2 separate regions of the Homo sapiens genome follow, and region 1 is linked to region 2. A link is a contact called in ENCODE Hi-C or POLR2A ChIA-PET data. All regions are on one chromosome and are shown on one strand. Each heading gives the region's core, a stretch centred on a gene start or an enhancer-like site at or near the end of the contact. The rest is flanking DNA. Distances are from core to core; before and after follow the strand shown.

Region 1 (6,207 bases), core at 3,096-5,595, 200 kb after region 2:
ACCCAGCCCAACTCCGTTCATCTCACGACGGCCATAGCTGCCCCCACACCCCCACTTCTGGTGGGCCAGGGAGTGGGCCAAAGGCAGAGTGAGACTCCGTGCAAATGCGGGTCCCCACCCCCCACTTGGAGCCCACTGAGGGATTCCACGGGGTCCCGGGGACAGCCTGGATGGGAAGCGGTGCGTCTGCTTCCAGGATCCCCCCGTGCTCCTCTCATCTGAGGAGCCGGCTGGCACCTGCAGTGAAGCAGTCACACAGCTCATCGGGATGGGGGAGGCATTGAATTTGGGGCTCACAACAGCCTCCCAACAGGCTTGTCATCCCATTTCAAAGATGAGGGGCCCGAGGCTCAGAGATGCCCCATGAATCACCGGGGTCAGTGCCTGGGAGTGGGCATTTTAAGCGAGAGCCCCAGACAATGGTAACTGGGAGGCGAATGGGGAAACGCTGGTTTTCTGCCAAGGCTGGTTTAGTGACACATGCAGGGTGTGTCTGTTCACAGAGGCCATTGGGGATAAAGAGTGCTTCACACGGCTTAAGTTGACAGCATAAGATTTCTGTCCTCTGGCCACACAGAGCTAGAGGGGCCACATGATAGTGCAGGCACTGGGGACTCAGTCTGTGTCTCCATCCCTGGGGAAGGAGACCAGCTGAGGCACCTGTGCATGTCGTGGTCACTGACCCCCACTCTGAGACAGAGCAAGCATCCCCGGCTGCCCCAGGGCTGTGTCCCAACTCGCAGGGTAAATGACAGCTTATACCACTTACGGGTCATCTGTTCAGCGCTCACAGCCCTCCCCAATTCACAGGCCCCCCCTTACCCACCCTTCAAAAAATAGTGACTTACAACTTAACAAAGGCTAGCAGCAGAAAGATTTATTTGGTCTGGTCCCCTCCCAGAAAATGAGCTGTGTGTTTTTTCTGTAATGAGAGCCGACTTCTGGACAGCGTTGTGTGCTAAGAGCCCCTAGAGGGTCGGGGTGGTGTTTATAGAAGAATTTAATTATCATTGATTTCTTTTGCTCTCTCCAATCTGTGAGTTTCGACTTTGGTAACAATAATTGCTTTGCAAGTTTGTGTTGCAAATCCTGACTTTATCTGGCTCAAGGCAGGTCTGTGCCGAGGGGTTTGGAGCGTGTAGCTTTCCTTTTGATACCACTGGTGGTTTCTGGACTGGCTTTGATAATCAGAAGGATTTTAAATTGGAGGAGGGAAAGTGCCGGCCATCCCCAGAAGCCTGCCAAGAGGAGCTCAACCCCCCATGCCCGCCCCAGTGTGAGCCCCTTTCCGGTGCCAGCACCCACGTGTGTGCCCGCCGCATGTGCATATGTGTGTGCCCTGGAGAGGTCGGGCTGACGCAGCCCCGCGCAAGCAGGAGGAAGCAGGCTTCTCATGGGTTGCCTGGAGTGATAGGGTAATCAAACCAGATGACATTGGAAGCCTCTTCCGTTTAAGTCCTTGCCTCAGATGACCTGAAATCGTTCAGAATGTGTTTCAAAGCCCTGAGGTAGGGAACGTAGAGCCTTTGGTGCACCAAATATGTTTCTTGGAGGTAACTTGGCCCCTAGCTTCTCCTGGCCTAGAGGTCTTTGAGTGAAGCGGGAAGGTGAGATTGAGTTAATGGCAGTCTTATTTCTTAAAAAAAAAGTTAAGCATATAGGCTTTGCGGGATTTGGGTTGGAGAAGCATGAAAATTGAACTGGGAGTGGGGAGAGGGGCTGCTCCTTGGTCTTCGTCCTGACAGCCGGCCCGGGGGTCTCTCTGGGAGGCTGCCCAGTGGAGCCTGGAGTCACAGCCTGGATGCGAGCAGGGCTGCCCGGGACTCCTGCTGGGACCGAGATTCCTGCCTCAGGGCTGCTGACTCCCTAGTCTGCCGTGTGCTTCCATCATCTCCCCAGGCTCCATCCTGCCTTCTGTGTGAAGCTGGAGCGTGCAAGGGAGGCACAGTTGTGCTTCCATCGGGGGCTGCACGCGGCCCGTGCATGTCCTTTCTTTTTTAGTTGTATTTTTACGGCTGGGTTTCAAAATCTCTTCTTTCTTCCTCTTCCCTCACTTTTACAGTCACCAAAAGCAGATCCCCCTGTAGTGGCTGCAGGAGACCTCACTGGATCCTAGGAAGGATGCCGCTGCCCAGTGCTCAGGGGCTCGGGGGCCCTGGCCACCCCCCCTGACCTGCCCATACTCTGTTGTTCCCCTGCCAATGGCTTCTCTGGGAGTGCAGCAGGCACGGTCACAGCAAGGTCCTCTCAAGGCCCTCCGCATTGCACCAGGGCCAGGCTACCCTGCACGTTCTCCTTCCTTTTGGAGCTCACGGGCGTGTTATTTTACGCAGTGAGACCATCAATTTCACTGGCCGCTTGTCAGCTTATTTACAACGCAGACCCCAGCTGCTCGGAGAACTCTGCTCCCTCGCAGCCCTGGGCTCACGGCTCCCCTAAATTTCAAATGGACTTCTCTGTCTGGGCCATTTATTTAGATTAGAAGCAAGAGAGGGCCACGTTCAGGGCTCTCTGCAACCAAATTGAACGCACAGCCCTGTTCGTGGCTCTCCCCGGCCCCAGAGCTTCACACAAGGGACTTGCTCTCCAGTTTTATGAACAAGCTTCTTTTCCAATCCCATTTCTTACCTCGGATCCACAATTGCTAGGGTTTATGCAAGAGCCATTAGGTGGACTTTCTGCAAAAGTCTCTGCATTTCCAAAGAAACCAGGAACTGAATGAGCCGTGTTTGAGCACACATGCAGACAGACAGGCAGACACACAGGCAGGCGGACAGACAGGAAGATAGGCAGGCAAACAGACAGGAAGACAGACAGGCAGGCAGACAGACAGGCAGGCGGACAGACAGGAAGACAGACAGGCAGGCGGACAGACAGGCAGACAGACAGACAGGCAAACAGGCAGGAAGGCAGACAGACAGGTAGATGGACAGATGGATGGACAGACAGGCAGACAGACAGGCAGGGCAGACAAGCAGGAAGGAAGATAGGCAGGTGGACAGACAGATGGACAGACAGGCAGGCAGACAGGCAGACAGACAGGCAGGGCAGACAGGCAGGAAGGCAGATAGATAGATAGGTAGGCAGACAGACAGATGGACAGACAGGCAGACAGACAGGCAGGGCAGACAGGCAAGAAGGCAGACAGACAGGCAGGTGGACAGACAGATGGACAGACAGGCAGGCAGACAGACAGGCAGACAGACAAGCAGATGGACAGGCAGGAAGGCAGATAGACAGACTGGCAAGCAGGCAGACTGGCAGGCAGACAGACAGTCAGGCAGGCAGACAGATTGGGCTGCCTCAACATGCCAGAGGGGCACATGGCCCCAGCTGGGTGGGAAGCCTCTGGCTGGGCAGAGCCTGAATGCTCAGACTGGCAGGTGCTTTGCATCCGGGCTGGAGACGCAGAGTCCAGTGTGTCCTTTCTCAGCAGTCAGTCAGCCTCAAAAGCATGGCGGTCCCAGGGCCAGGCACCACCATTCCAGTCTAAGGATGTGTCAGGGTGGGGGATGTGAGAAAATGCATTGGAGGGTGTAAAATCCCTCCTTTCTGGGAGATTGTGTGGGACACGTCGGGTAGGGGGGCACCCAAGCATCTCCAACCCTGCTGCCGAAAGGGCTCCATCCTCGGCCTTATTCTTGTGTGAGTTCACAGGCCGAGTCAAACAAAACTGCAGCGCCGCCCAGGGCAGGCTTTGTGGATGGCCAGTCCAAGCCAGGGCGCTGCCTGTCACTGGGCTGTGGGAGGAGACGCTGGGACCCGGGTGCCCGGAGGCAGCTCAGCTGACCCGGGCAGGAGCAGGGGCTCCCAGAGAAGAAGCCCACAGGCCAGGCCCCTGGGATCAGGAGCAGAGAAGGCTGAGGGTCACTTCGGGGAGCTCAGGGACTTCGATCACCAATGCTTCTTTTCCTGTCTACTGTTGAAGAGGCCAGAGTGAGCCTGGCCTCCGGCAAAGGTTGGAAGGTTCAGGAATTGAGTGGATGAAGCCTTAGGGCAGCACCAGGGAAGTTTGCTGGGACGAAGTGGGATGGGGATATGCCTCGGCCAGGCGTGGGAGAGGAGTGCCCTTCTCCCAGGACTGCCTCCCGTTCTCTAGGGGACCCATTTTCAGACTTGCTAGGTTTTACCAGGCAGCCTGGGGAGTTGGGGGAGACTCGCAGGCTCTGAGATTCCAAGGACAGTTTCTCACGGCCGCAGCCCCTGCACGTGGGGAATGCTGAGCTCCTGGGCCCGGCAGCAGCACCCGGAAGGTGTGGGACTGAAGCTTCCTGCCTTGGGGAGGCCCCTGCGGGTGTGTTGATGGCAGGTCAGACTCCCTCGCCAGGCTTTTGTGATAGCAAACACCAGCCCAGGCCCCTCCTGTACAGGGCAGCACCGTGCCGAGAAGGCCGAGCCACACAGCCCCTCCCGGTCTGGGAGGCCAGGACTCCCGAGTGTCACCAGGCACGTCCCCATCCATGTGACAAGGGCATGTGACCAGTATGCTGCTCTGGAGCGGGCCACCGGCACCGGTCGGGGCGGGGTGGGGCCTCTCGGAGTCCTGTCCTCTGTGGGAACGAAGGCCACTGTGCTTAGAACAGCCACACCCACTCCGGGTGAACAAACCCTGCCCCATCCTGGTGCCTCCACAGAGGCTCCCACAGAGGCCCTGGCCTGGTCTCCAGCTGCTACCAGGCCCCCCCGGCCAGGATCCTGCTGCAGTGGGTAGACTTTCTGTGTGCTGTGCCATGGGCATCATGGAGCTTGCTTTGTTTTCAAAATATGAAAACGCATGATCATATAAACAGAATGTTCAAGTGCGTGTGTGCCTGTGGGATCAGATGAGCACCGCTGCGGGCGTTCTGATGACCAAGAGCACACACAAGTGTGCACACACAGGCATGGCACACACGCACATGCCAAGCACCCACGTGCAACTGAAAACCATGCAGTCAGGGTTCCCTTCACCGTCGCCCAGCCCAGCCGGGTGCCTCTCAGTAAGCCAGTCCCAGCCCCCCGCCGGATGCCCCCCAGGGAGGAGGCTGTCTTCACAGAGGCAGCGCACGTGCATCTACAGAGCTCATGGGGTTCCTCCTTAGCTCATCCCCAGCTCCCCCTCTTCGTTTCAGGCATGATTTTCTTGCTGCTCAATGCACATGTCGCTCAGGCCCCCTAGTTCTCAGCCCCGCTCTCTAAAAATGGGAGAGAACAACCCTCCCTTTCCCTGCCTGCAGGGTCACCACGTGTGGCTGTGAAGGTCACTCCCAGCCCAAGGGCCCCACACTGAGGGGAACCCTCCACACGCAGCCCTCCTCGATCGCTCATTATGACGACTTTCCAGCCGCAAGGGGCCTTGCTCTGATAAACTCAGGGTGTTAGAGTCCTGCTCTGCCTGATGCCGTGGAGGCCAGATGGAGGAAGGGGGTCTCATCCCAACTTCCCCACGTGCACGGTGCAGGCCGGCAGCAGCCCTGCCCACCCTGGGGGAATAAAGATAAACCGAGCCCGGGAGCTGGCAGTGCCCAAAGGGGCCAGTGTGGTCTTTGTGTCCTTAATAGAGGAGGCAGCCAACAAGTGGCAACATCCAGGGCAGCCCCCAAGCCCTCCATGAATGGACTGGCAAACTGAGGCTCCAAGTGAGGTGGGGCCTGCCCAGGGGCCCCCAGCCACCTCGAGGGGTGGAGGAGGAAGGTCACAGGGAGCTGGTCTGGGAGCTGGTCTGTGGAGCCCCTCCGGCTGGGAAACTGGCCTTGCCGAGTGTCTTTCCATGGAGCAAGGCCGCCCTCTGGAGGCTGCAAGGAGCATGTCGCCCTCCGGCTGCAGACCTGCCGGCCCCGCGGCCTGGGGGCCAGGGAGACCCAGACAACAGAGGGCAGGAGACGCCGGAGGGTCGGGCGCACCGCCTGCCCAGGGGACACGGGGCACACTCCAGGGGGATCCACCAGCCAGCCACAGAACAGTAGGAGGGTGAACGCCTGCTTGCTTTTTTTTTTTTTTTTTTTTGAGATGGAGTCTCGCTCTGTCGCCCAGGCTGGAGTGCGGTGGCGTGATCTTGGCTCACTGCAAGCTCCGCCTCCCGGGTTCACGCCATTCTCCTGCCTCAGCCTCCAGAGTAGCTGGGACTACAGGCGCCCACCACCACGACTGGCTGATTTTTTTGTATTTTTAGTAGAGACGGGGTTTCACCATGTCAGCCAGGATGGTCTCGATCTCCTGACCTCGTGA
Region 2 (5,395 bases), core at 1,208-3,707:
CAGCCTGAAGCCACCCACTGGGATTGCGGCAGTTCCTCTGTGAATTAACTCGTAGCCTAGCACTGTTCCATGTCCAAATGTTGCAGGGCAGCAGGGGAAACGGCACCCTCTGTGTGGATAGAAGCACGCTTTCTGTGTGGTGTTTTCCTCCAGGGCTCCGTGACCAAAGCTCATTCCCAAACAGGATAAAAAGCCCCGGGTGGCCTTCTCCTCACACACCTTTCACCGTGAAACGGGCATTCGCCCGTGTGTGAGTTGATCGGCAGTGATTTCTCTTCCCTGGAAGTGACCCAGAATCCATTCCTGGGCGGCTGGCGTCCAGCTCCTTAGCCTGGGTTAGCGCTGGGGATGGGGCGGCCACAGCAGTGGGCGCACGGCAGCTTGCAGGCTGTCAGTTCAGAAGACGCTGCAGCAGCTGCTGGGCTGCCCCCCAGCTCTTCTCGGCTTATTTGGTCTGGAATGGGAGCAGGGATCTCATGGGAACAGCCCTCCTGGTTGGATTTATGGCTTCTCTGGTTTGGGCCAGGTCAGAACTCAAGAGGAAAACCGCTCCTTTCTGCTCCTTATTCCAGATGAAAGTGGATCTCAAGAGTGCCTGGGAGCATAAACTGGCCTCTGTCGAGCTTGGCAGCCATGCTGAGTGCGCTGGCCTAAGTCTACGGCGAGGGTGAGGGGTTCTCCCAGCCACTGTGGCTGAGTGCACGCTGTCCAGAAGCAGCGTTTTCACTCACGGCCCTGCTCTTCCTGGGGCCAGGTCCCCGTGCCGTGCATCCCGGTAGATCTTTTTTTTCAACACGGGAGAGCTCTTGAGAAACTCAGCCCAGTTTTCCTTGAGGCCCTGCGAGTTTCATTTTGGGCTGGCTGGGACGCGCGCTCTTCCCCCTAGAAGTATTCGGGATGCCGCCTGCATGCTACCTCGCTCACTCCCAACTCTGCTCCCCACACGAGGTTTTGGGGTGCCCCCTTGGACTGCTGCCACCGGCCTCTTCCCCCTCTTGCCGGCCCTCCCTCCTCTGTCACCGATGTTGGGGTCTGGGAAGGTAGCCAAATGCAGGAGGACACCGGAGCAATAAATCACCCCTCATCCAACATCTGCAGGCCCTGGGGCGAGCCCCTCGCTGCCGCCCCCATCCCATCCCTCGCCACAAAACACTATTGTCGTGGCCAAGTGAAGAAGAGTCGCCTGCACTTACAAAGGGCCTCTGCAGCCTGGCGTGACGGCCAGAGGAGGTGCCTGGCTCTCGGCAGGGAGCCGCAGGGCTCTTTCTTCCTCTCTGGTTCGTACTTCTCCTCTCTCATGGGGGTCCCCCAAAGCCTTTCATTCCGGCTTCATATTCACATAAAGACATCAAGAAAAAACCCAGCAGAAAGAATTATTAGGCATGGCTGTCAAATGCTTTATCGGAGAAGGGGGGAGGGCAGTAACCCGTTAGGTGCTGGCCAGCAGCCCCAGCTTCCCCAGGTATCCCCAGGGGGCAGCCGGGGCCACCTCGGTGTGCGGGAACAGGCCATGACACACTTGGGCACACCCACCCACTCCAAGGCACACATACGCACACGTGCACACAGATGTGCCCGCCCGCACAGGTGGGCATCGGTGGGGCCTGTCTCTTCACCAAGTTTTGAATGGCTACACCTGATCTCAAGGCCCTTCCTTAGAAAGGGATGTTCTCTGCCTTCCTTCTGGCTCTTTCTTTCTTTGTTCCAATTAGCAGAAGATGCTTCCTCCCCTTATCCACACTGGCAGGTGCCTCTGCCACCTTCTACCCACGAGCTGGGGTCTTTTCTACTCTTGGCAGCGAGGGGTGGCTGAAATCAGATGTGCCCTGGAGGCCAGGCCTCAGGACGCTCCTCCCCCAGGTGCACGCTCAGCGGACAAGGTGGACAACCCGAACCACGCTTGCTCAGAAATCCCGTAACCCAGCTGGCATTTTTGGAGACGTGTTCTCCCTCTTCCCTGCAAAGAGCTTTCTCACAGCTCACCCTAGACAGTTTTGCCACCTGCCAATCCCAATGGCTTTCCGAAAGTTCACAGCCTGGGGCCCAGCTCTCCCAAAGGAGGGGTCCTCGCGTCCAGTGCCGGGCTGAGCGGAGAGCTGCAGGGGAGAGGCGTGTTCTGCACACTGCCGCGAGGAGGGCCTTTAGGATTTGTGGTGAGGGGCACCCCAGGGTGGGCAGTACCTCAGGATGCATTTTCAACACAGCCTCACGGTGCACAGAAACCGAAAACCGCATGCCGACAAACGGCTCCCTCGGCAAACATTTTTATTTCCAATTAGCAAAAGAAAAATTGCTAATTTGCTGCAGTTGGACCAGGCTGACGTCTCAATCTGCGGAGTGTCAGCGCAGTGAAAGAAAATGTTTCACACTGTGTCGGCGAGAGCAAGCAGCTCTAAAGAGGGTCAGGGCAGCGGGCCCAGAAACCAGATTGACTGGCCACAGCGCTAAATTACTCACACAAGACACACATTGTCTGCCGTGCCAGCTCCCGGAGGACCTGCCTTCTCATTCTTTCCCCTTGGAGCTGGGGCGGGGGAAGGGGTCCAGCGTGGGAGGAGAGCGCAGGGGGCTGGCAGGCCCTCGGTAGGGCAGTATCATCTTTGGGAACAGAGAGAGTCAGAAGCCGGGTTAATAATTACCCAGGTCTGTCTGCAGTGTTCGGGAACAGGACGATAAAATTCTCCCAGATCCCCGCCACAGCTCTGCACTCGGGAGATTCTGTGCAGATAATGTCCCGCAGGAGTGAGGGCTGAACATGGCAGGAGCAAGGGCTGAACATGGCAGGAGCGGCCATCTCTCTCGCCCTGCATTTCAAGGCTCTGTAACCGCCCGCCTGCCCTGCTTCACCGACTTCGGGAGAAACCCCCATACCTCACGGGCGCTGTCTCCCCACCTCTGGCAAGCCGGAGGAGGATATCTCAGCAAAGCCAGCTCCCCCACAGGCATGAGGTCCCCCGGATCCACGGAGCTAGCACAGGCCATGGACCCAGACCGGCGGAGTCTCCCTGGGGAGATGGCGAGGCTGCGGTGCTGGCCACAGATGTTTGGCGCTGAGGTAATAATGAGCCTCTCCTGAAAACCATTGACCACGTAACCTCAGACAGTAAAAGCCCCCGAGTGGGCTCTCAGAGGATCTAAATGGGTTTGCCTGCATCTCCAGACATAGCCCTCATTTTGAAGAGACATTCATTCCGTGCCCACACGCGCCGGGAGGAATGCATCTTGTCCTCGCCGTGCCCACGCCGTCACTCCGTCTGCGGCACCTTCCTCCACACATCTCTGTGGCCCCACAGCACGCCCAGCCTCCCAGCCGATGCACACAAAACCTGTCCCCAACACCGTGGGGCCACGTCACAGGCATCATAGCAGCCGGCCAGGGCAGCCCCAGGACCTGTGGTCTGTCCTGGCTCAGACTCACGCCCAGGGCCAATCCAGGAGCTACCTGCAGCCCTCCCCGCGTCTGCCACCTTCCACAGCTCTGTGGGCCTGGGACCTGGTCACGCAGGACCAGCACAGGTTGGGGCAACATTGGGTCGGCAGGGCTGAGAAAGCCAAGACCTGCTTGCAGGTGCAGGGGCCACAGGAGCAGCCGGCCCACCTGGCCTCGAGTCTTGCCGTACCCCCAGGCTGCTGTGGTTCTCCTTGGCCTGAAATGCAACGGAAGGCTGACTTTGGGGATGGTCTAGAGGGGCCCTTTCTTGAAAGGACACCATTTGGTCTCTCTCCCCATTCTCTGGCAGTTCCTGGGTGTCACTGGGAGAAGCTCCCTGGATGACAGGTGTGCAGGGGCCTGGCAAACAGGAACCCAAACAGGGAGGCAGCCCAGGGTGCAGGGCTCGTGCATCTGCTCGCCTCCTCCAAGGGTGCTGCTACAGTCTGCATGGGGAAGCTCCTCGCCTTGGTCTCTTTGAGATAAGCTGCCCAGGGAGGAAAGGGCCAACCTAGCCCAGCCTTGGGAGAAAGTGCACCACAGTGGCAGAGCCAGCCTCTTCCAGCCCTTTGACACATGGTGATTTCAGAATCCATCCCATCAGGCCACTTGATGCTCAGACTCAAGAGAGGGAGACCCTGTCTGGGAGCAGGAGTCATGTTTACAACCCAGGGTGGTCAGTGAGGTGGAGAGGGGGGACGGGTTGCCAGTGGCTGGGCCTTGGAATTTCAGCTGGCCATGCCGACACTGGCTTAGGGCCTTGGGACGTGTGCAACCTCACCGTGTGCAACTCAGCCTCAGCATTCGGTCTCTGGCAAAGATGGGCAGTGCCCCACAGCCTCTGCCTCACTCCGCTCTTCAGGGAAACAGTCTCTAGACTAAGAGAGCAGAAGACTGGACTCTGGGCCTCCCGGTTCCAGCGCTCAGTTGCCTGCTGTGTGGCCTTAAAGTCATGAGCCTCTCTGAGCCTCCGGTTCAGCGTAACAGAGACAATCAAACCGGATCATGTACGTGGGACTTTTTTCCAGAAGATGCAAAAGCTGCTTGGATTTGCTGTGTTTGCACAAATGACAGGCGCTTGCAGCTGGCCTCACTGGGGAGACTCTTTGTCCGGCCTGCACCGACTCTCTAAGCACTGCATGTTCTTTAGTCAAAATAAAGCATTGCTGGTCGGGCCAGCAGTCACAGAGAAGTCTGGCTTCCAATGAACGTCATGCACTGCGCTTGCTTGGAGAGCAGAGGCAGGGGCAGCCTCTTGCATTTCCCCCTTCTCCCCTCAATGCCTGCCCGGCCCTGAAATGTCCACCCTGGGCATGTGGGACACACATGGATGCCCCCATGTACACGCATGCACACACATACACATGCACAGACGCACATGTGTGCAAACAGTGACATGCATGCGTGTCTAGGCACATGTACACACAAACACAGGTCGTGCATGCAAAACACATGTGCACACAGATGTCCACACACATATACAATTTCCTCATGGAGAATTCACTCCCATCCTGAGGCCCAGAACCTTGGAGCCATCCTCAGAGTTTGCTGGGTATGGAGAAATCTGTGCAGGAAAAGCCACAAATTTAGATGGGGATACAGTAAACTTCATGAAGTAGTCTCGCGTCTTATCTGCTCCCTAGACCCTGGAGGGCGTCCACTGCTCCCCAGCAGAGGTCTGCAGGCCCCGTGCTGGCAGGAAGTGAGGTGAGGGAGGCCCAAGGGGAAGGAGGGGCTGTTGCAGGTGCGTTTGCAGGGCCAGCCTCCGCCACAGGTGCCGTGACCTTGAGCTCAGGTCCCACCCCCTGACAAAGCAAATAACCAGCCAGAGGGCTGCCCACGTGGGTTCCCTCCCACCCACCCAGCCCAGCCTCCCCCAGTGAGGAGCTGGTGACGACAGATGTAATTCCCCTGGGAGGGAGCGGTGCCCCAGCTGCTGGCCCTGAGATGTATTTTCCAGCGTTC

What was found. A loop is a pair of places that touch in the nucleus more often than their neighbours do. ChIA-PET counts read pairs that join two places held with the same protein, here RNA polymerase II (POLR2A). Pooled maps may share reads with other maps.
Region 1: a map of ascending aorta shows a loop between it and region 2 (2.0-fold over the local background). The contact joins two enhancer-like sites. A Hi-C loop is called at or near these places in 1 of 168 maps with a recorded cell type or tissue (ascending aorta) and 4 of 50 pooled maps. POLR2A ChIA-PET finds 5 or more read pairs at or near these places in 1 of 52 experiments (WTC11).

The regions. Positions count from the first base shown.
Region 1 is chr1:3,419,111-3,425,317 of GRCh38, forward strand. The region is part of intron 12 of PRDM16 (PR/SET domain 16); the gene reads left to right. Among named protein-coding and RNA genes, the nearest start is that of ARHGEF16, 32 kb to the right of the region's middle. RefSeq lists an enhancer at 1,554-2,054. Within about 2 kb of position 4,346, at least 10 of the 41 ENCODE cell types and tissues checked have a DNase peak (open chromatin) inside an H3K27ac peak, as active enhancers do; they include ascending aorta, where a contact is called at or near this core.
Region 2 is chr1:3,216,939-3,222,333 of GRCh38, forward strand. All of the region lies in intron 2 of PRDM16 (PR/SET domain 16), which reads left to right. Among named protein-coding and RNA genes, the nearest start is that of MIR4251, 92 kb to the left of the region's middle. RefSeq lists enhancers at 328-1,096, 1,918-2,461, 2,462-3,004, 4,633-5,175, 5,176-5,395. Within about 2 kb of position 2,458, at least 8 of the 41 ENCODE cell types and tissues checked have a DNase peak (open chromatin) inside an H3K27ac peak, as active enhancers do; they include ascending aorta, where a contact is called at or near this core.